Linked DNA regions of Homo sapiens: all the other regions are linked to region 3. Evidence: chromatin loops called from intact Hi-C (ENCODE). Cell type or tissue: heart left ventricle. All regions are shown on one strand.

Region 1 (8,000 bases), 430 kb after region 3:
ACTTTCCAATTCATGGGTGACGAAACTGTTGTGGCCAGATCAGCTACAGACAGGAGCAAAGCTTTCCAAGGAAATTTTAGGTAAGGGAGATCAAGATCCTGAAGCATCTTCAAAGAATTGTAAAATGAGGTGAAACATGGCTTTGCCAGTACAATCCTGAAGACAAAGCAAAATCAAAGCAATCGCTACCAAGATGTGGAAATGATCCAGGCAAAGCAAAAGGAGATTAATCAAGAGAAAAGGTCATAGCAAGTTTTCTGGGATGCTCAGGGCATTTTGCTTATTGACTCTCTGGAGGGCTAAAGAAGAATAGCAACTGTTTTGAGAAAATTAGCCAAAGTTTTAGTATGAAAACACCCACAAAAAGCTTCACCAGAGATTATTTTTCACCATACCAATGCTCCTACTCGTTTTTTTCATCAAGCAGGGGCAATTTTGCAAGAATTTTGATAGAAAAATCATTAGTCATCCACCTTACAGTCCTGGTTTGGCTCCTTCTGAGTTCTTTTTGTGTCTGAATCTTTAAGAATCTTTAACAGAGACTCTTTTTCTTACAGTTAATAATGTAAAAAATAAAAAGAATACATTGACATGATTAAATTACCAGGACTCTCAGTTATTTAGAGATGAACTAAATGGCTACTATTTGCTATTAGTTCACATACTTAGTTCATATACTCATAAGCATATACTTATGCTTTAAAAACTATACTGAATTTGGTAAAGCTTATTTTGAAAAATAGTTCATATATTTATAAACATCTTTTAATTCCATTTTTCCATGAACTTTTTGAACTCCTCATATTCTCTATATCTTTTTTTAAAAATTTACAAAAATAAAAACTTTTAAAAGTTATAAAAGAAATATTTTCATGTCAGATATAGGAAAAAATACAACAAGGTCACCTAGAATTTTACCAGAACCACGTAGCAACCTCTAATCATTTTGTGTGCTTAATTTTAGTCATTTTTATTATTCTTAAGATGTTAAATAATTTAAAATTAGTATATGTACTGAATAGTATAGATTAGCATATTTTATAAGAATCCTGATTTTGTTCAGTTATTTCTCCCTTCCTCCATATTCAGTTTCTGTGCCCCAGAAGAAGCCAGTTCACACTTTTGTGTCACAAACTTCCTTTCTCTTACATTAATTGGTTTATGAAAGGCACAATATGTTGTTCAAGCCAATGAAACATGAGAAAAAAATTGCTAGAAAACTTCTGTGACCATTATTCTTCTCTCTTTAGAAACAGCTCCAGAAAACCCTCTCTGCTGTGCTGAACATGAATGAGGAGACCTATAGCCCAATTGCCATGAGGAGCCATTCTGAAGCGATCAAACATGGAGCACAGACAAAATATATTCATTTCAAGAGAGTATCTTACAGCTTCTAGAGCAACAAAGACCCAAACTTTCTATAAATGAATCAACTTTAAGCCCGTTTGAATTGAGTTTTCTGTTTCTTGTGGCTTAAAAGCATCCTGAAAAACAGAATAGTATATAATTCTCTGATATACTTTTGATATAATATTATAACATAAGCTTTCCCTTTTTGCTATTAGTCTTCATAATATCCTCTCAAAGATCTCTATGAAGCCATCAGAACTTTAATTAATTCCTCATTTGTGGATATTCAAAATTCTAATCATTTGGTTTTAGAAATTATATATATATGTTAATATATATTATATTACTATATAATATAGATGGGAGTTTTTAACACGTCTTGTCTACAAATATCCCTAGAAATATAAAACTAAGACAGAGTATACATTTTTGAACTGCTTTTTGTATAATTATCAAAATGGTCTACACAAAGCTTTAAACTTAACAATGTCATAAATCATGTTTGATATTTGGCTATATTGGATGTTTCTTTTAAAATCATATGTTTTGATTACGATTTATACACCTCCTCTTTCTCACTCCTTTCCTCTGATCTGGCTTTAGTGCTTACCACTCTGGATCAGGCCCTGCATGGCTTCCCATAACCTCCATGCCACTAAATCCAGCCACTTTTATCTTTCCCTATTGGAGTGTTTGCTCACAGTAGGACCTACCTATGTCTGACTCAAGCCACTTCAATGCTCTTTCTTTGGCTCCCGACACCACAGTCTCCTGGCTGTCTCCACCTGTCTGGCAGCTCCTGTTCAATCTCCTTGCCAGTGCCTCTCTGCCTCACCCTCTCCTGTGAACTTTCCTGCCTGTTCCTTTTCATTCCATGAACTTTCCCTAGGAGAGCTAATCCTTGTCTGTGAGTTGTTACCATCTATACAGCAATAATTTCAAACACTGTGTCTCCACCTCCACCCCCTGAGCTCCAGACCAAAGCGACCACCTCCCAACTCTGCCTCCGCTTGGCTGTCTCATAGGAACTTCACACCCATCCCCAAAGAACTGAAGTCAGGCTCTTCTACTCCACTCAAACTGTTTTTCTCTAGTATTTTCTATTTCTATGAAAGTAGCTGTCATCTACACAGGTGATATAAAGCCAGAAACTTGGAAGCATGATTAAGCAGGAAGTGTGTAAAGAGCAGAAAGTCAGAGAAGGCCCCGGTGGGCTAACGGCTCACCTGGTTGCAGGTGGGCTTGTACTTGAGCCCTGGCTTGTTGAGGATGAGTTCCAGCAGTTTGTGATTGAAATTGGACACCCCGATGGACTTGGTTAAACCTGCTTCTTTGCACTTCTCCAGGGCCTGGGGAGGGAGGAAATGGGTGGTAGACCTTTACTGTAGTTTGTCCATTTCGTTTGTCACTGACTTTTTATAAACCGAAAATCTGATTTATGATATACTACGATTATAATGAATCAAACCGTTTTATCCCTTGAATAAATTAATTTTGAATGCCTTTTCTTGTTCTGCGTACATATTTGTCTCCTTAATTCTATTACATGCACACTGGGGACACCAAATAAACATAAAGCTGCTTTTCCATTTCCTCTTACCTATCCCACTCTCTTCTATGGTACCTATTTTGCTGTTAGGATGCAATAGTTAACAAACTACACCATAGTCAAGGGCAAAAGAAACTCTCAGCTTTTCCTCTAGTAAAGGGTTTGTTGCTACCTCTTTCTACAACGATAAAAATAAATGAATGGTATAGGTGTTGCAAGGGCGGGTTCACTGTCCTGCACCTTCCACCCTCCTGCTGAGTCAGGCCGCAGCTATTCCTCCTCTGTGATGTGTTTCTGTCCCGGGATAAAGCGCTGACTCCTTTTGTGCTTCTCTATGCTGACTCCTCTTTAGGGCTCATGTCCTCAACCTGATCTCAGGGGTAAAGCTGCTTCCATGTCTATGTAGAGCCATAGAAGTTAAAATTAAAAATGGACCGTAGGGGTTATCTCATTCCACTCCCTCACTTCAACGATGAGAACACGGAGGCGCAGAGAAGTTCCACGTCTGAGGTCAAACAACTGCTGGAGCAAAACCCCATCTCTTTTGACCCCTCCTTCTGTGATTCCAACCTCACCACACAGTGCCACCTGGTGTCTGCAGCAGAACATACCTCCCATGTGTCACGAAGATCCACAGTATCAAAAATAATGTTTCCACTGGCATCCTTAGGCAGCAATTCCTCCCCAGGCTGGAAAACAGAGGATAAAGAAGAAGGTTTTCTATGAGAATTCCCTTTCTGGCGCCTAAGGAGCTTAGCCACACCACTTTCAGAAGGCTGTGATTATTAATCTGAACATGCATGCGTGCATGTGTGTGGATGTATGTGCTTGTGTGTCTGCATGTGCAGACGTGTGTATGTGTGTGCATGTGTGTGTGCCTGTGTGCATATGTGTGTGTGCATGAGTGTATGTGTGTGGATATGGATATGTGTGGATGTGCATGTGCGTGTTTGGGGTGAGGGTTGGTAAGAGAAGACATGGGAAAAAAGAAAGATGAGAACAGTCTGAGAGACTGTAGCAAAACACTTTTTCTCCAGTTACCTGCAGGCTCCTTCCTCCATACACCCCCACACTTCACTAAGAATGCCGTCCCTACAGTTGAAATTTATTTCATTTCTGAAGGACAGGCTGGTGTGGAAGACAGCGCTTACCATAACTATTGATCAGTGTGTTTAGCCCCCGTTTATGCTCACCCAACTTGGATAATGAGGACATCAGATGTGCTCAGCCAATGTCCACTGTGATGAGAGGTTGGATCACTGAAGCCCAAAGGAGTCCAGTTGTGCCACATGTGCCATCCCATGTACCTCTCTCTCCTGTGGGCTGAGGGTACATACGGGAGAGACCCTCACCATAAAGAGGTGGAGATTTCACGTTGTATCTCTGTAGTCTGTAGTAACCTAATAGCTCAGAACCTACACTCAGGAACACAAGCACTAAGAAATGCAGGGCAATGCCCTCATGTTTCTAGCATAGAGGAAGTGAGATCATCGAACCTGCATCTCGCTTAAGGCTGGGGGATGAGCACAGACAGAAAATTGCAATGTCATTCGGCTGTGAAGGAGACTCGTGAATGATTTAGCAATTCTATGCAATTCACTCAAACCTACCCCTCTCGGAAAGAACCCAGGAAATCAAGCTGGAATGAGACAATGGAGGTGCTAGTAACAGTGATGAAACTGTTTGGGGCATAAGAAGGAAAAAACAAAAGCTGACCTTCATAGCCAATGGATTGTGGATAATGAAGAGATCGACATAGTCCAGTTGAAGTTTCTTCAGTGACCCTTCCAGGGCTGGGCGAACTAATTCTGGTCTAAAGAAAGTTGTCCAAAGCTGCAGTGAACAAAAGAAATAAAAAGTAGCTTATGATTTCACACACTTGGGGACCAAAATTAAACATAACAGAAATTGACACATGAGTAACAAAACACTGTGGTCTCAAACTAGAAGAACTGGGGCTACATTTGTATTATTCAGGGTAAATTACATCCTTGATGAGATGCTGAGATTTACTTGAATGACTGCAATGTAAGAAAACTGTGAATAAAACTTAGATGGAGCAGGAAAATCAACTTTAATGCATCAAGGGTTAATGGCATCGTCCTCTGAGAGCAGTCGAGAAATGTCAGGACACGGGGAATGGAATCTACTGTCCTGTATAATGAATTCCTCAAAACAATTCTGCTGAGAGATGCATTCTAAAAACAAGTTGTCGTCAGTGTAAACAGGCATAGGCTGTATCGCCAGTAACCAAGGCTTTATTTACATTGGAAGAAAGGTTTTCCACCCTAGGAAAATGTTATAACATTCAGGAAACTCAATGCTGAGTTGAAAAATAAAAAAGTATTTCCCAGTCTGGCTCCCTTTTCTGAATAACATCCCAACCTCACTTGATACGTCCTGAGAACAATTACTGAACAATCAACGGAGTGGCCCCAGAATGCCTTGGGTAATCGTATAACAGTTACTTAAGTATTATCGATCTCATCTCATATATGAATAATACCTGCCGCTCAGAGACATTGAAGAACAGTGTCCCACCTTTCACACATCTCAGAGAAAAGCCTTTTCTATGTTTTCATAACGTGCCTTCACAATATTAGGTAAGAAATACATTGTTCCTATGTTTTGATAATGTGCCTTCACAATATTAGGTAAATACATTGTTCTGAGACCACATTGTTTTTCTAAATAATACATCTGAACTGACGGTGGCCTCTGGCCACTGCACACACAGAAATTTCACCTCAGTGGTGTAGAAAATGTCCTCTCTCTTCACAGGGCCATCAGCAATCTTCTCTCGAATGGCCTTTCCGACCTCCTCCTCGTTTTGGTAGAAGAACGCCGCATCAATGTGACGGAAGCCTGCATCAATAGCCACTTCGGTGGCTTCACCAGCCTTGCTCTTGGGGGTCTATAAAACAGGAGTAAGAGGAGTCAACGATCTGCCTGACTCAGAGAAAATCCATGTATTTCCACAATGGCATTTTCCTTTTTTTTTTTAATCTTTTACTTTGGGTTCAGGGACACATGTGCAGGTTTGTTATATGTGTAAACTGTGTCACAGGGGTTTGGTGTACAGATTGTCACCTGGGTAATAAGCATAGTACCCAATAAATATTTTTTCTGATCCCCTCCCTCCACCATCCTCCAACCTCAAAAGGTCCCGATGTCTGTCGTTCCCCTCCCAGTATCCCTGTGTGTTGTTCAGCTCCCACATGTAAGTGAGAACGTGCAGTATTTGGTTTTCTGTTTCTGTGTTAGTTTGATTAGGATAATGGCCTCAAATTTCATCCATGTTGCTGCAAAGGACGTGATCTAGTTCTTTTTTGTGGCTTCACAGTATTCCACGGTGTTTATGTACCACATTTTCTTTATCTGGTCTACCACGGACGGGCATTTAGGTTGAGCCCATGTCTCTGCTATCCAATAGCATCTTCATAGTCTGCTGGCCTCCTGCTCCCCTTTTGATCATTTGGGTTTCCATGATAGACTTGCACACTCCGAGGACAGCAACTAACCTCCTGTAAGCTTCTACTCCCAAATAAATTAGTGGAATTGGCTTCACCCTGGAGCATGGAAAAATCACATCTCATTCCATATGAATCAATTGTACAAGAATAACCAACGGGAAAACTTCTGATACTGGGAGAATTTTTCTAAGGCACTCAATAGGAAGGACAGGTCAATCGACACACACACACACACACACACACACACACTACATACATATTACAGCTGACCCTTGAATAACACAGGTTTAAACTGCACAGTCCCACTTATACATGAATTTTTTTCAATCAAAATTACAAAGTGTGCCTACTTCTCCTGCCTCCCTTCCCCCTCCTTCACCTCTTCTGCCTCTGCCACCCCAGAGACAGCAACCCCAACCCTTCATCTTCCTCCTTCTCCTCAGCCTACACAGTGTGAAGAAGACAAGGATGAAGACCTTTGTAATGATCTACTTCCACTTAATGAGTAGCAAATATATTGTCTCTTCCTTATGATTTTCTTGAGTTTCTTTTCTCTAGCTTACTTTTCTCTAGCTTGCTGTATTATAAGAATACAGTATACCATACATATAACATGCAAAATAGGTGTTAATCAACTGTTTATGTTATTAGTAAGGGTTGCAGTCAATAGTTGGCCTGGTTTTACCCAGGACACAGACGTCACCTCACCAAGCTGGCGTTGCAACGTTAGGATGATAATATGTACACGCTCTGCCTCAAATTTCAAACAGTGGATAGTCTAATGACTACATCTGAGATTCTGCCCTAGCAAGCTTCCTAGAACAGCAGGACAAAAGACAGCACAACACACACGCAGGAAAAAAGCTTCTCGTTCCTGCAGTGACTTAAGGTAAAAACACCAATTAGAGTATTAAGGAAGCTTCTTTTTCACTTAGTGCATTTGAAATGTCTGAATATTAAGCACGTGCACGTATTACAATTTATTATGGTAAATGAGGGGGTTATGGGGAATTTTGTTCTATTCTCTATGGCACTTTTTTCTGTCTTTTCTAAGAGTAATAAACATTACATATAACATATGTAAGACACACATTATGCCTAATGGATGAAATGGATAATTATGTCATTGAAAACCTACTGACCCTTTCTGGCAGCTGTTATCTCGTGATATCTCATGACAGAGTTCTACCAAGATTGAGCCCATCCATTGGTCTCTCATTTTGGGGGCAATCCCTCCAAAGCAACCCCAAAGCTGCCCTTACGTTACCGTGACCAGAGTGTGACACTTCAAGTTCTCTGCCATGAACTGAGTGGATGGCTGTATTTCAGTCCTTACTGTGATGTTGTGCCCCCTAAGTCTTCCCATCGAATTACCTAATGTTCTGAATCACAGTGGCTTCTTACGTGACAAAAGGTTTGGATGGTCGAAACTCCCTGGCAAATACTTCCAGCCCCAACAACCTCACAGCAAAGCTGCCAGCAAGTATTCATGTTGGTTTCCACTTCCCCCTAGGCCCTTGGCCCTTCACATTTCTAACCAGGAGTGGAGCGGCTCTGAGCAGGTGGAAGATGAGAGCAGCCTGAGCATGGGTTTTTTTTTTTTTTTTTTTAATGTAAGAAGTAGTGAG
Region 2 (8,000 bases), 770 kb after region 3:
ACACGTTTTTCCTTTTCTCCGCTTTCCTTTCTTGTGCCTTGTTATGACTGGCTTTGGAGCCTGGCTTACAGGGAGGGGGGATGGAGAATGGGCAGGCTGTGGGGGAGGTGGCTGGGGTCCCAGGGAGGGAGGTCTCGGGACACCTGCCCTGCCAAAGTTAAGGCTACTGGGCAGGTGACCTTGGCCTCCAGGTCAGGGAAGCTGGAGGTATCTCATGGGCCACAGAGTCCCAGGATCCACAGAGGAAGGAGGAGGGAGCCGCTGGGAAAGTGGTTTAGGCTTAGGTGGTTGATGAGTGCGTGGGACAGGGGGAGGAGGAAGAAATGGGGAGGCTGCCACATGGCAGAGGAGGAACCCACACTCCGGAGAAACTCACTTTGTGTTCCAGCCTCCACTCGGAGCCGAGCGTCATCCCACCCACCCCGGGCTGGGTGTTTCTCCTTCACTTGGGAAAACCAAAAGGCAGAATTGAGGTTGCGGCCTCCAGAGCCCATCAGGACAAAAGACATGCCCTGAGCGCCCTGCACCAGCCCTGAGCTGAGTGGCGGCCCCACCAGCTGGCCCTTAGGGCTGAAAGCAAGAGCAGGCACGTGGGAGCTACCCAGGGTCTCGGGGTGCTGTGGAAGGTGCACCCCCACCAGCCTTCCACAGCCACCACATCCCAGGAGAGGCCAAGACACGCCCCAGACCAAACAGAAGACGGGAAAATGCTGGTTCTGAAAAATGTTTACATTCTCCTTCCCAGAATTCCAAGATACTAAGATGTCCTAAAACAAAAAGAAATGAAAAGATAGGAGGGAAAACACCCATTGATGAAAATGATTCATTCCCTCGATACATTTCTACAAAACGAACCCGGAGCAGGACCCAGAACTCTGCGTTCATCCGTCAGCACCCAGCTAACTCCTCCACACCCCTGTTCGGGGCCGGATGGCAAGACACCAAGATGGTTAAATTTAAGAGAAGTCACAGGATGGTGGAGACAGTTTAAATAACAAGCACCTGGGGAAGCGGTTCATTGCCGGGTCCGGACGAAGCCGCGTGGGAGCCGGGGGTGCAGGGTTATGGTTGTGGGACAAATTAGTGGACTTTCTACTTCAGGCACAGTTCTCCTGGCTTTTTTTCTCCCCAGACTCAACTGTCCCTCCAGGCCTCAGCAGCAGGACAGTGGAAGGTTCGAGGTTCCGGGTGATGGAATCACCTGGCCCCCTGTAGGCAGCCCCCTTCCTCTGAGACAGCCCCCAGCCAGAACTTCCTCAGCCAGTGTGGGGGATGGAGGTAGAAAACAAAGTTTACATGGACTCCCCTCTCACCCCACAAAGAATGCTCCCAGACAAGCTAGGGTCCATTGAAAGGACAGGGCTGGCTGGGTGCGGTGGCTCACGCCTGTAACCCCAGCACTCTGGGAGGCTGAGGCAGGAGGATTACTTGATCTCAGGAGTTCAAGACCAGCCTGGACAACATGGCGAAACCCCGTCTCTCCAAAGTATACAAAAATTAGCCAGGCATGGTGGTGTGTACCTGTAGTGCCAGCTACTTGGGAGGCTGAGGCACGAGAAGTGCTTGAACCCAAGAGGCGAAGGTTGCAGTGAGCTGAGATCATGCCACTGCATTCCAGCCTAGGTGACAAAATGAGACTGTCTCAAAAACAAAAATAAAAAATGAAATGACAGGGCCAACAACACACAAAGAGAGAATCTGAGAGGAAAGGTGACTTGCCTCACGTCACCCAGCCAAGGTAATGGCCAAGCAGGTATCAGAAACTGGCCGTGCCATGAAACATGAGCTTCTGCTACCCGAAAAATAGCAGGGTTCATTCCCCTGTCAAGCAACAATGACTCTCTGTGAGAATGCAAGTTTTGATCCATGAGTTTATTACTTGGCTCCAATAAGGAGGGCACTGGGCATATTCTCAAAGCAGTGTCTCTCCAAGGGAAAGTGACAGGAGGGTATTATGGGGCAATGGAGAGGGCAGAGGGTGCATCGTCGCATGTAGAGCAGGGGTCTCTGTGGCACAGGACCCTGTCATCATGCCAGCACATGGGTTGCATGTTATGGTCCTGAAGCTGCAGCTTTTCCAGGGTAGAGACTTAGCATTGTCATGAGGAAAGTTCACTGGGATTCACGTCTAAGTTGCCAGGGTCTTTCAGGAGCTGGTTCTGACCAACAGGGTGGCCTCATTCCACCCAGGGTTGGGAAGAGTAGGCTGCAGGGCAGGAGGCTGTAACCCAGGCTGATGGCTCAACTGGATTAAATTCCTCCGGTCCCTGGATGTGGTGGCGCACACCTGTGGTCCCAGCTGTACTCAGGAGGCTGAGATGGGAGGATCACTTGAACCCAGGAGGTCAAGGCTGCAGTGAGCTGTGATCACACTACTGCACTCCAGCCTGGGCAACAGAGCTAGACCCTGTCTCAAAAAAAAAAAAAAAAATCCTATGGTGGTCCCTGGAGACCCTCCTTGTCTCCTTACACTTCAGCCCTGGTGCATTTTCTGCAGAATTAAGATCTGAGTCAGTCAAAGGGTATAACATTTTAGCTATGCAGGATGAGTAAGTTATTTGAGATCTAATGTATGGCATCATGAGTACAGTTAATAATACTGTATCCTGGGAATTTGCTAAAAGATTTTATCTTAAGTGTTCTCACCACACACACAGAAATACTGTCGCTACGTGAGCTGATGGGTTTGTTCATTAGTTTGACTGATAATCATTTCGGTCTATACATATATCAAAGCATCATGTACACCTTAAATATATACAATTTTTATTTGTTAATTATACCTCAATAAAGCTGAAAAAGTCTTTTTAAATTAATTTTAATTTTAGAAGAATTGAGAGCATAAAGTGACCTTTGAGACCTTTCGCAGGCACCCTGCGTGTTTCAGGTAAGAAGTCCGAGGCCCGGGGTGTGACACCCCCAGGCCACCAGCTCTGAACGACCTGTAATCAGGGTGGCCCAGCTCCACCCAGCCCGTGGCTCCCTGGGACTGAGTTGCCTTCAATGCCTCCAGGGCTGGGGATTACTGATGGTGGCAGGGAGCAGGGGCCTTCTAGATGACACCCTCCTGGGCCCAGGCCACAGTCAGCTTGGCGAGGCCCAAGGCTTCTCCCGCGGCTCCTCCCACGGCCCAGATGGGACGCAGGCCGATCTAGGCTGTCCCGCTCGTGCCCCCGTGTGGCCAAACGCTAAACACCAGGAGGGTGCAAATGGACCTGGGCAGCTTTTGAGCCTGCTGCACCTGTCACCCGCAGGTCAGGGCCAATGGAGTTCAGGACGTCTGCGCACCAACGACTCAGACCACAAACCTGTGCCTGAGCAGTGGCTGGCAAATATTTAGGGGTGAACCTGCAGCTCATTCATGAAAACTAAGAACATGCAGAGGACCCCGAGCTTCAAGCAGCTTAATGGTGACACTAAAAAGCTCACCTCAGCCTGGGCAACATAGGGAGACCCTGTCTCTGCAAAAAATTAAAAAATCAGCCGTGCATGGTGGTGTGTACCTGTAGTCCCAGCCCAGCTCCTCTGGAGGCTGAGGCATGAAAATTGCTTAAGCATGAGAAATCAAGGCTGCAGTGAGCCAAGATCACGCCACTGCACTCCAGCCTGGGTGACAGAGTGAGACCCTGTCTCAAAAAAGTTAAAAAGCTAACCTCAACAATCTCCCCTTTTGTTCTGATCTTCAGCAGTTACAGGATCCCAGAAGGATCACTTCCCCAAAGCAGCCCCTTTCGGCCCAGCCCCATGGCTAAATTCCCACTCATTATAAAGGGTAGGACACTCGGGGTGACTTATCCTCCAGTGTCTGGAGCCCACAATATTTTAGGGACCCAAGAAAACGTTCTTACTTCCACTCTTATTAATTAATTAATGTATTTATTTATTCTGAGACAGAGTCTCGCTCTATCGCCCAGGCTGGAGTGCACTGGCTTGATCTCAGCTCACTGCAACCTCTGCCTCCTGGGTTCAAGCGATTCTCCTGCCTCAGCCTCCCGAGTAGCTGGGACCACAGGCGCCCGCCACCACGCCCAGCTAATTTTTTTGTATTTTTTAGTAGAGACGAGGTTTCACCATGTTAGCCGGGATGGTCTCGATCTCTTGACCTCGTGATCCACCCACCTCAGCCTCCCAAAGTGTTGGGATTACAGGCGTGAGCCACCACGCCCAGCCCCCACTTCTTTTCAAGTCAAATTTTAATATAATAATAATATACAGTTATGAATCCAGCCTAGATTACATTCATATTTGTACCAACAGTCCTCAAATCGCATTTTTATTTTCTTTATAGAGAAAGAGGTCCCGGAAAGGAAAAGAGCCCCGACCAGGCCCCCTGTTCCTATGCAGCCCCAGGACTCTGTGCCTCTGAAAGCTCTCACTTATAAAGGTAAAATCCATTTCCAAAGACGAGGAGCACCGTGGGCCCATTCTCGCTTGCTTTCTCTGAGACAGCACAGATCTGAGGGGGTGTCCAGGACAGTGAAGCCATCAAAGAGCGCGTGACAGGAAGGGGGATGCTTGGCCTGGAGTGGGCAGAGGAAGACAACACGGGCTACGCGGGCGTCTCCACCTCCGCAGAAGCAGTGAGAAGAAAGGAGCAGTCAGGCACAGCTGGGTTCGTCTTCCCGGGAATGTGATCTGGAGGAAACGGTTTAACCTCCCAGACCTCCCCACATCTGTAAAGCAGAGAAGACAGCAGCACTTGCCCGATGCGGCCATCTCGAAGGCTCGCCACCCGCGGGAGGCACCGGAAACGGAACTGCCAGGACCCTTTTCTCAAGATGGCGCCCAAGGTAATGAAGGAAGCGCCTGCCCCTCCCAAAGCCCAAGCCACAGTAGGGGCTTTGAGGACCAAGGAGGCGGTGCTGAAAGGTGTCCACAGCCACAAAAAGTAGATCCGCCGTCAGCCACCCTCCGGCGGCCCAAGACGCTGCAGCTCCGGAGACAGCCCAGCTATCCTCGGAAGAGCACCCGAAGGAGCGTCCCCAACCCGAGTCCGCCATAAAGACGTTATTAGATTGGTGCAAAAGTAATCATGGTTTTTGCCATTACTTTAGATGGCAAAAACCGCAATTACTTTTGCACCAGCCTAACAGAAGACAACCACACACGTGCTTCTTATGGATGTCAAAGCTGGCAGGCGCTGGGCAAACAGGCTGGAAAGAAGCCCTCCGACATCGGTATGCCCAAGGCCCATACCCTGCTCAGGCCCGAGGTTCAATTGGCACCTGGCTAAGATGGTTTGGATGCTGCCCACAAAACCGGGTCATCTAAACTGTGTCCAGAGCTGGGCATGGTGGCTCACACCTGTAAGCCCAGCACTTTGGGAGGCCAAGGTGGGAGGGTCCCTTGGACCCAGGAGATCAAGACCAGCCTGGGCAACATAGTGAGACCTCATCTCTACAAAATTTTTAAAAATTTTTAAAAATTAGCGCAGCATGGTAGCTCACGCTTGTGGTCCCAGCTACTCAGGAGGCTGAGGTGGGAGAATCACTTGAGCCCAGGAGGTTGAGGCTACAGTGAGCCATGATCATACCACTGCACTCCAGCCTGGGTAACCGTGTGAGACCCCATCTCAAAAATTAAAAGTAATTAATTAAAAAATAAAATAAACTGCATCCAGCTGGCTAATCCTAAATATATACTTTTTCCCATGAAAAGAGTGGAGCCATCATAATAATGTGCTTTTGCTCTCATTTCCCAGGTGGACCCTGAGCCAGGCCGCATCCAGTGGGGAGCCCTGCATGGGCAGCAGGTGAAGCCCCTTGGAGATGCCCAGGGATCCAAAGGCGACATCATTGATGGCAAGGCTGCCCCTCTTGGTCTCTGGGTTTGCCACCACTCTGGCTTGGAGACAGGTGCTGCAGCCTTCCCAATGCTGGGCTCACTCTGGACTCGTCATGAAGTGCTTTCTGCCAGGGCACCCTGGTTGGAAGTTTAGAAGCCCTAAAGGACAGCTACAATTGTGGCAGCTGTGAGAGAGCAGCTGTTGTTGATCCACACACGGGCCAGAAGGTTTATTCCGAGAGGTTCTGGAAATCTGCTGGGAGGGATGACTCCCTTGTGTGGGGAACACACTCAGATAGTTGCATATTCACTCATCTACACCACACCATGAATAAAACTTAGATTCCAGATTTTAAACACTGCCAAAGGGCAACTTCCTCCCTTTACCCACTGACCTCACAACTGCCCTCAGCACACAGTCATCCCAGACCTGCTCCCACAACAGGGCTCCCTCCACTGCTGCGGCCCGGCTCAGGGTCACCCTGGGAAATGATGGTTAAAAAATAAAAATGACTGAGGTGCCCGGTTCAGCCTTCTGTGCCGAATGAGCGCAGCAGCCAGGTGCAACCGGAATGACGGATGGGAACCAACAGATGTCCCTCCCACATGGCACCAGCAGCCAGGGCCCCTGAAGGCCACTGTTCACCTTGGCCCTCATCCTGCAAACATGTTCGGAGCTCATTCTCTGAGCCAGGCTGTGTGCTGGGCATGGAGCTGCTGGGGTGAGGGCAGACAGGACCTGGCCTCTAGCCTCAAGGTCCTTGCAGTCTGGGAAACTTTACAAGCACGTGAATAAAGTATTCGAATCAAGAAAGATAGGAACTGTTATAGAATTAAAAGCAAAGTGCTTTGGGTAGAGTTACAAGCAAGGTACCTGGAAACCCAGAAAGAGAAGGATTCTTCAGTCTGGGAGGAAATTAAGGAACATTCACAAGGGTCAGAAATGAGCTGGGCCCTGAAAGATGGAAAGGAATTTCCTGCTTAACTAGAAAGCTTTCTCCACAGTCCGAAATATGTTTCACAGTGAGAAGGAGGATAGGCAGGGAACACGTTGGCGTTGTTGTGGTGTGTTGTTGCTGTTTTTTTTTTTTTTTTTTTGAGATAGAGTCTTGCTCTGTCGCCCAGGCTGGAGTGCAGTGGCATGATCTCGGCTCACTGCAAGCTCTGCCTCCAGGGCTCACGCCATTCTCCTGCCTCAGCCTCCCAAGTAGCTGGGATTACAGGCGCCCGCCACCACGCTGGGCTAATTTTTTTGTATTTTTAGTACAGACAGGGTTTCACCGTGTTAGCCAGGATGGTCTCGATCTCCTGACCTCGTGATCCGCCTGCCTCGGCCTCCCAAAGTGCTGGGATTACAGGCGTGAGCCACCGCGCCCGGCCTGTTGTTGTTTTAAGCCAGCAATACACCTCACCACATTAGTGTGGATGTCTGGAGAAAGTGTTGAGACTACATTGGCATCTAAAAATTCCAGTTGTGTCGAACGTAGCGGCTCACGCCTATAATCGCAGCAATCTAGGAGGCCAAGGTGAAAGGATTTCTTGAGCCCAGGAGATCAAGACCAGCCTGGGAAACATGGCGAGATCCCATCTCTACAAAACATTTTTAAAAATAGCCAGGCATGGTGGTGCACACCTGTGGTCCCAGTTTTTCATGAAGCTGAGGCAGGAGGATCACTTGGACCCAGGAGTTCAAGGCTGCTATGAACTGTGATTGCGCCACTGAACTCCAGCCTGGGTGACAGAGTCAGACCCTATTTCAAATAAATAAATAAAAATTCCAGTTGCTAAAGCCACAAATATCCAGAACCCACACACTGACCTGTGCCTTCCAGGACTGCAGGTGGGGTGGGTACTGTCTCACTGGTTACTATAACGGAGTACCACAGTCTGGATGGCTTAAACGGCAGACATTTATTTTCTCACGGTCCTGGAAGCTGGAAGTCCAAGGTCAAAGTGCTGGTGTGGTTGGGTTCTGGTGAGGGCTGTTGTCCTGGCGTGCAGACAGCCACTTTCTCACTGTGTCCTCCCGTAGCTTTTTCTGTCTGAGACAGAGATCTCTGGTGTCTTTTTCCTTTTGTTATAAGAACACCAGTTTTTTTGAAGAGAACAGTCCCACCTTTATGATTTCCTTTAACCTTACTCACCCCCTTAAAGGCCCTACCTCCAAATATAATCACATTGGAAGTTAGGGCTTCAAAATATGAATTTGGAGGAGG
Region 3 (8,000 bases):
CCTGTTCCTCAGTGTGTGGGGACAACAAAAGGGGAGGGAAGGGCTGAGAAGAATACTATTTTCAAGGAAGAAAAATGGATCACTCAGAAAATGTACTCTGTGATATGGGTACTGTTAGAGTTCATAGTCCCAGGGCCAAGTGGGTCCCTAGTTGGCAGGTGTATGGAACAAATTGTTTTGTTGGGGTTTTGAGGGGTAGCAGAGTCAGTGGGAAAAATTCTGTGCCATCCTTTTTTTTTTTTTTGAGATGGAGTCTCACTCTGTCATCCAAGCTGGAGTGCAGTGGTGCGATCTCGGCTCACTGCAACCTCCACCTCCTGGGTTCAAGCGGTTCTCCTGCCTCAGCCTCCTGAATAGCTGGGACTAGAGGCATATGCCACCATGTCCGGCTAATTTTTAAATTTTTAGTAGAGATGGGGTTTCACCATATTGGCCAGGCTGGTCTCAAACTCCTGACCTCGTGGTCTGCCCATCTTGGCCTCCCAAAGTGCTGGGATTACAGGCGTGAACCACCGCGCCCAGCCGCTATAACTTTTAACAATTCCCATATGTCCTTTATTCCACTAAGATGAGTGCAGTATATATTTCCATCTGTCCAAGGCTTCCTAAATGTAGCCAAGGCCAAGCCAACACCAGTCACATGATCAAAATCAAAGGGCATTTGGGGAATCCAGGCTGTGATTCAGGGAAGTTCCAAGTGTCTGATGAAGTGTTTGTTTTACATCTTTGTGTCCCTTGCAGGTCTAGCACTGTGCTATGTAGGTAACATGTGCTCCATTAAATGTGAATTAAACTAAGTTTTCTACAAACATTGTGTTTTGGTTCCAGGTGTTTGATTTTGAATTAACACAGCACGATATGGATAACATCCTCAGCCTAAACAGGAATCTCCGACTGGCCATGTTCCCCATGTAAATATGGCTCCTTCTTTTTAAAACAGAGGGAAGAATATACAGATTGAATGATTGGTGTCTGAATAGGTATTTATCATACACATTTTAGATTAATTAAACTTTCTCATTATAATTCTTTCCTGTTTGAAGATGAGCCACTGAATGAAGCTAATTTCATGCACTGGGGAGTTTAAAAGTATATACCATTTAAAATGTTTCTCTTAAAAAATAATCATTCTTTGTTCCTATTTTTGATTTGTTTTTCTGTTTTTCAGAACTAAAAATCACAAAGACTATCCTTTCCACATAGAATACTGAGGACGCTTCCCCTTCCTTGTTTCTGCTCAGCCCAGATGCACAGACACTATTGGCAATGTTGACCCTCCTCTGTCATCACAGCGCCAGGGCAGCTGTGCCTGGGACAGGAGCCACACAGTCAGAGGGGGATGTAAGAGCCACCTTCTCTGACAAATCTGGAGAATTGAGTGTGTTCTAAGTGAAGGCAATGGGGTTTCTCCAAGACAGCCTGTGTGGCCTCTACTCTGAACAAATACACTGATGAGTCATCAGTGAAATTTGCCTTCACATTTTAAGAAAACTTTATCTTATGGAGTTATTTAAGCCATCTACAGAGCTGAGGAAACAGTGTAATGTGTCTCTGCCCCATTGCGCAGCTCCACCCATTGTGCCCCAGGCCAGCCCGCGTCACCTACACTTCCTTCTGTGCCCTGCCAGTGACCCCCAGGTTATTCTAAAGCAGAGTCCTTCCCTTCCCCCAGTGAGAAGGAAAATGGGATAAGTCTGGGACACTGTTTCAGTTCAATAAAGAGGCTTTTTTCTTCCTTAAAAATCTGAATTTTAATTTCTTTTTTTTTTTTTTTTTGAGACAGAGTCTCACTATGTCACCCAGGCTGGAGTATAGTCAAGTGATCTCAGCTCACTGCAACCTCCGCCTCCTGGGCTTAAGTGATCCTCCTGCCTCAGCCCCCCAAGTAGCTGGTTAATTCCTAAATACTAGTTTTTAATACGGTCTTCTGATAAGTCAGATTATACCTGGGGAACCCCCATAGCGGAGATGAAATACAGCTCACTTTCTCACATCTGCTCATTCAGCCTGTTTAGATTCATGTATCAGAAGGAGGCCCTGCAGAGCATGGTGTTCACGCCCAGGCGTTGGTAGAGGGTGTGGGTTAATGGACTTCCTGTGGTCCAGACGCCATGATCCCTGTCTTTGCTGTCTGCTCAGTGAATCTGGCCTAGCTCCTGTGCCCTGGGATTCATACCGGATCTCCAGGGATATAACTTCTCAACTCACAGGCCCTTGGCTCCTATTCAAAATGAGTTAAGCCAGAAAGAAATTGATGTCTACTCCATGGTCTCTTCCCGCTTCTTGTGTCCCCCACATCAGCCTCCAAACAAGCCTCTCATTTCCTCCTCCCTCTGCATCAGGTTCAGGGAAGATATGGAGGTGTTGCCCAGTGGCTGAAGGGGACTGTTTGGGGACAGTTCCCCTCCACATCACTTCCCATTTTCACTCTATCACAAGCAGGCCAGCTGAGTCAGAGGTGTGGGTTCTGCAGATAAAAGTTGTGCTTTTCTAGCTCTGTGATCCTGAGCAGACTGCCTCACCTCCCAGCCTTCAGTGTCCTTGTCCACTCAGTGGAGGAATTGCAGCACCTCCCGGTTGTGGAGACAGCATCTGGCCCAAGTTATGTTCTAGGAAGAATGCATTGTTACTGCGACCAGTATCATTGCCATTGCCTCATTCCTCAGTTTCTCATCCACCTCCCTGCCCAGCCTTCCAGATGTGCAGGGATGTGTAGAAACCTTCTAGCTTGGCCTCAAGAGAGGACTTTGCTGCGGGTGTCACCAAAACGAAAAGACATGACTGGTGCAAGAGCTTCATGGGAGCCTCGCCCTAGTGGGGGTAGGATTGAGGGTGGGGTGTCATGGTTTGACCAAATTTCCAGGGAGAGTTTAATCAGAAGACTGTTTACAAAGGACTGAGGAAATGGGAGAGTCTCTTGACCTTCCTACGATCAGGCCCTGTCCACCACCATGGACCTTTAATTTTTCCATGTTCGTGACTCCTTATCATTCATTAGCTGTGTGACTTTGTGCAAATTACTTAACCTTTTAAACCTTTAAACTCTTTGTCACTGTCTACCTAGAGGTGTTAGGATTCAGTGGCATAGTGCCATGCAGCAGGTGACACAGTCATCTGCATGTAGCACTCTTGTGAACACATGCGTGTGTAGGTGTGTGACTTGTATTTTATCTCCCACAGAGTCAAAAATCTAACTGCTATTTTGTGAATTTTCCTTGTCACTTATACTTAAACCATTGTTCATTGACCTTAAAAGTAGAGAGTAGAATGGTGGTTACCAGAGGCTGGGGAGGGCAGGGGTGGATGGCTGATGAGGAGAGGTTGGTCAGCAAGGACACAGTTGCAGTTGGGAGGAATGAGTCTCAGCGCTCCATTGCACAGTAGCGTGAGTTGGTTAACAGTAATACGTCAGGTGTCTCACGATAGCTGGCCAATGAGGATCCACTACGTTATTTGCATTTCATGGATTTACTTCCAGCCGGCATGAAAACTGAGTGAAGCTGGCCACCAGGTGGCGCTGGGAAGCACTTAATGGTCCAGTGCATCTGCGGCTCTTAACAGGAGATGGCAGCCTTTTACTGTCTTTGATTTTAAGACCTCTTCAACTTTGTACAATCACAGTGAGGAAGGAAACAATGGATAGCAAAAATAGGCAAACACTGGGCAACTGCAAAGCTTAAAAAGTTTCACAGAAGTTACGCAGCCTCGTTCTTGAGCAGTATTTCCCAGTTCCCTTTTCAGATGGTAATTGATAACCCGGCCCCTCTTGTCTGTTCATTCTGAGTGGAGCTGACAAGCCCTCCCCTTCTTTGGTTCCCTGCTTTTCTCTAGGGAATGTGACTTCTGTGTAAGTTCTTCCCCACTCTGGGGCCTGGAGACCAAGGTCCACAGAGGAGGTGTAAACGTGTGCCCTTAAGGGACCCTCTGCGTCAAATGATTGTGGGCATCTCTCCTGACTTTAAGACTGGGAGATACTCAGATACTCGTTTCAGTAGCTGCTTCTCCTCATTGGCACTTTCGTATTTTATTTGAATGGAAAATCCAAGGATAAGTGGTAATCAAAGGCTTAAAAAGCTGGAAACAGATTCGGGAGGTGTGGATGGGCATCAAATGGGCATCAAGGAGCAAGAGACCTTGGGGAGGATGGCAGGGCCTCGCTGACTGATGGCAGTTTATGTTTGATTGTTTTGAGAAACTGCCAACTGTTTCCCAAAGTGCACAGGCTTACAGTCGCATCAGCAATGTGCGAGGTTCCGGTTTCTCCACACCCTCGCCAGCATTAGTTTTGGTCTGCCCCTGTTGTTGTTACAGCTGTTTTAGTGGGTGTTCAATGGTGTCTCATTGTGGATTTCATTACAATTCCTTACTGCCTAATGATCTGAGCATCTTTTCATGTGCTTATTGGCCATTTGTATGTCTTTGGTGAAATCCCCCATGGCATTCCTATGAGTTCACTGTGGGTGCCGCAGGGTGACTATGTGCACAATCTTGGAACTGTGCATTTAGACACTATTTATTAGTTCCCAACTTTAATCAATGATAAAATTCGCATTTTAGCACGTTTATTTCTCCATCTTTTCTCTTTCTTCCATTTCTCCTTTTCTTCACACAGACATCTAATATGCACCTTAAACTTTATGTGTCTAAAACAATGCTTCAAGCTCAACCCCAGCTCTCCAACAAGCTTTCTTTATTGTTATTCCTTAGTTATAAAGATGAGGGAGACTTGGTCTTGCCCTTAAACACCCAAGTTGAAATGGGAGAGGCACGCATGTGGAGGCGATCACAGAACAGTGACATGTGATGCGACCAGCTCTGGCTGGGTTTGGGCACATTTTCATTTTATATCATGAAATTGATCAAGACCCTGTGTCTTCATTGTGTTCCTTTTTCTTGTTATGCAGCATATTTTCACAGGACTGAATTCTTTTACGTATCCATACACTGGGGCAAATCAACTATCCAGACCTAGGTTAGCAACATTAGATGATGTGACATCCACCATACTGTGGTCATTGTCACTCCCGGTTGGATTCTGCTCTGGGCAGAGAGGGCTAATGGGCGTGACTCTAGGCCCAGTTTCCATAGCCTGGCAGTCCTCACTAGGAGGCTAGAGCTGGACTGGAAGCCTGTCTTCACCAACTGGTTTCTGGTACTTTGAACACATGGAGAACAAGGAAAACTACAATTTTTAATGTGCACTTCTGTCACGTATCGCCTCTGCCACTTAGAATTATATCCATGCTCCAACACCAATCCCTCCCTAACATTAGCTAGTACTAACTCGATGCTTTCTGTGTGCCAGGTACTATTCTATAAGTATGTTACAGGTTTTAACTGAATCTTCACAGAAAGGTAGGATTTACCATTATTTCTGTTTTATAAATGAAATAACCAAGGAATAGAGAAGTTAAGTAAATTACCCGCAAATACCCAGCTAGTAAAGTGATGTAAGTAGAATTTGACTCGGGAAATCTGGCTTCAGAGGCTGGGCTTTTAATTACATACCATGTGGGAAACAGTTAACTAGGTACTCTTTCTCTTGGAATTAATCTTTTTAAACTATGTAAATAAGAGGGTGAGACTTTTGGTGTTGATTCCCGAGAAGATAGGACACATTCCACCCCACAGGACTGGCATGTGGCCCAGTGACAGTGCCAGACCCTTTGAACACACAGCTCCGTTCCATGTGACGCCAGTGGAAAATCAAACATTTCTTGGCAGTATTGACGAGTATTTGGATGAAAGAAACAGAAGAGCTCATTAAACCTGCAAAACTCTATTCCAATGGTGACCAGCATTACTTCACCTGGGAAATCATTGAAAAACAATTACTGTGAGACTGGATTGGTGAGTCACACGAGTTCAAGCCATTATATGCTTAATTTACTTCCAGCCCTGATTTTAAACAGAGGCGGTATATTTAAATCAGAAGGAGATACGGAAACAGCAATTTCTTGGCTAGAAAAATCAGCATCTCTAGGGGGAAGTGGAAAATTCTCAAAGAGCTGAAGAGCATGAAAAAGGCTCCTTCTCTTGTCAAGATAGATCACGGCCCTCATTAGTGAAGAAGATTCTGCAGGCACAAAGGGCCCTGAACAAATGCTGGGCAACAACAGAAACTGTGGTGCGATTAATTCTTGTAAAATAATAAGACAGAAATAGCTCCATCAATGGAAGGAGAATACCGTTAGCTAGAGACTACCCAAAGGAAGAGAATCTCTGAAATTAAGTTAGATTAAGTGGGATTGAGTTGTGACAGCTGCAGGGACAGACCTTCACCACTGTGCCACCCCACCTGGTGTCTAATGAATTTACGCTGAAGCAGGTTAGGACAGTTTGCAAGCAGAAAATACAACAGAGATGGATTGGCAAGGTCTGCTGGAATTGCTGCTGCTTTTTTATTTTCATTTTATTTTGTTGTTTTTGTTCTAAAAATATTTTATTCTTTTTTTTGGCTTACACGGCAGAAATCCATTTTCTCACAGTTTTAGAGGCTAGAAGTCTAGGGTCAAGGTGTTAACAGATTTGGTTTCTTCTGAGGCCTCTCTCCAGGACTTTTCCTTCTGTGTCCTCACATGGTCTTCCTTCTGTGTGTGTCTGTGACCTTGAGGGATATTTTAAAGCTGAAGAGATAAAAGAGGTTGTGGGGCTATGTCTTAAGACAAAAGAACATTTAGGAAACCTCAGGAAATGATCAGAGTGGGATAGATGTTACTAGAAGAAACAAAGAAATTGAATTCAATTAGGAGTTAGAATCATTTACAAAGCAATGGGGAAAGTAAGCCCCTAAAAACTATTGTAGCATATAGTAACCAGAGCCAAACTCTCATAATATATTCCCCAAGGCAAAAGAAAAATATTTACAAGATTGGCGTTGTTTTATATGTTTGCAAACTTATTTAATAAGTCTGGCTTTGTAGATTTCATATCTGAGTCTGCATTCAATCAAAATGTCTTGGCTAAACTTCATGAAAAAACCCCAGCCTCATAAATTAGTAGTTGGAAAAAGGAGGCATATTTAGAGCTTTTTCAGATAATTGTATTTCTTTGATACATTAGACTGGACACACAGTAGTTTGTTTAAGGTTAATTGCAATATTGCAATGAGGAACTTGTTGCCAAAAAAAAAAAAAAAACCAAACTCTGTAAAATATCTGAAGAGATTGATTCTAAGCCAAATATGAGAACCATGACCCATGACACAGCCTCAGGAGATCCTGAGGACATGTGCCCATTGTGGTCTGGTTACAGCTTAGTTTTATATGTTTTAGGGAGACATAAGACACCAATCCGTATAAGTGAGATAGACTTTGGTTTGGTCTGGAAACATGGAACAACTGAAAGTGGGGACAACTGTCAGAGGCATTTAAATCAGAGCAACTCCACCTTGAATAGGGGCTGAGTAAAATGAGACTGAGACCTATTGGGCTGCATTCCCAGATGGTTAAGGCATTCTAAGTCACAGGATGAGATAGGAGGTCACACAAAATACAGGTCATAAAGACCTTGCTGATAAAACAGGTTGCAATAAATCCCCCAAAACCAAGATGGCGATGAGAGTGACCTCTGGTCGTCCTCAATGCTACACTCCCACCAGCGCCATGGCAATGTCAGGGAGCTACCCTATAGGGTCTAAAAAGGGGAGGCAGAAATAATGTACTCCTTGTTTAGCATATCATCAAGAAATAACCATAAAACTGGGCAGCCAGCAGCCCTTGGGGCTGTTTTGTCTATGGAGTAGCCATTCTTTTACTCCTTTACTGTTTTTTTTTTTTTTTTTTTTTTTTTTTAGACAGAGTCATGCTCTGCTGCCAAGGCTGGAGTATAGTGGCACTATCTCAACTCACTGCAAACTCCACCTCCCGGGTTCAAGTGATTCTTCTGCCTCAGCCTCCCGAGTATCTGGGACTACAGGTGCATGCCACCACATCCAGCTAATTTTTGTATTTCTAGTAGAGATGGGGTTTCACCATATTGACCAGGCTGGTCTTTAACTC

What was found. Hi-C counts contacts between places; a loop is a spot of excess contacts. Peaks named below come from ENCODE experiments on the same cell type or tissue, not always from the same donor. Only the 100,000 strongest peaks of a DNase experiment are listed, where the experiment ranks them.
Region 1: it touches region 3 in a loop (24-fold over the local background); 88 of 110 quality-filtered maps call a loop at or near these places.
Region 2: a loop joins it to region 3, with 4 times the contacts of the local background. A loop is called at or near these places in 28 of 110 quality-filtered maps.

The regions. Positions count from the first base shown.
Region 1 is chr10:5,280,200-5,288,199 of GRCh38, forward strand. It overlaps the pseudogene AKR1C7P. Among named protein-coding and RNA genes, the nearest start is that of LINC02561, 13 kb to the left of the region's middle. RefSeq lists an enhancer at 4,267-4,561. In heart left ventricle, a CTCF peak has its summit at 3,498 (motif pointing left); a DNase peak (open chromatin) is centred at 3,462.
Region 2 is chr10:5,620,153-5,628,152 of GRCh38, forward strand. LOC107984199 (a long non-coding RNA gene) reads right to left here. Exons shown (of 2, transcript XR_001747344.2): 2 at 4,245-4,673. Among named protein-coding and RNA genes, the nearest start is that of LINC02677, 5.9 kb to the left of the region's middle. In heart left ventricle, a CTCF peak has its summit at 3,177 (motif pointing left); a DNase peak (open chromatin) is centred at 3,149; H3K27ac peaks cover 737 bases.
Region 3 is chr10:4,846,320-4,854,319 of GRCh38, forward strand. It overlaps AKR1E2 (aldo-keto reductase family 1 member E2), which reads left to right. Exons shown (of 10, transcript NM_001040177.3): 9 at 829-911; 10 at 1,169-1,743. The coding sequence ends at 1,211. Among named protein-coding and RNA genes, the nearest start is that of AKR1E2, 24 kb to the left of the region's middle. RefSeq lists an enhancer at 3,378-3,672. In heart left ventricle, a CTCF peak has its summit at 3,525 (motif pointing right); a DNase peak (open chromatin) is centred at 3,522; H3K27ac peaks cover 3,197 bases.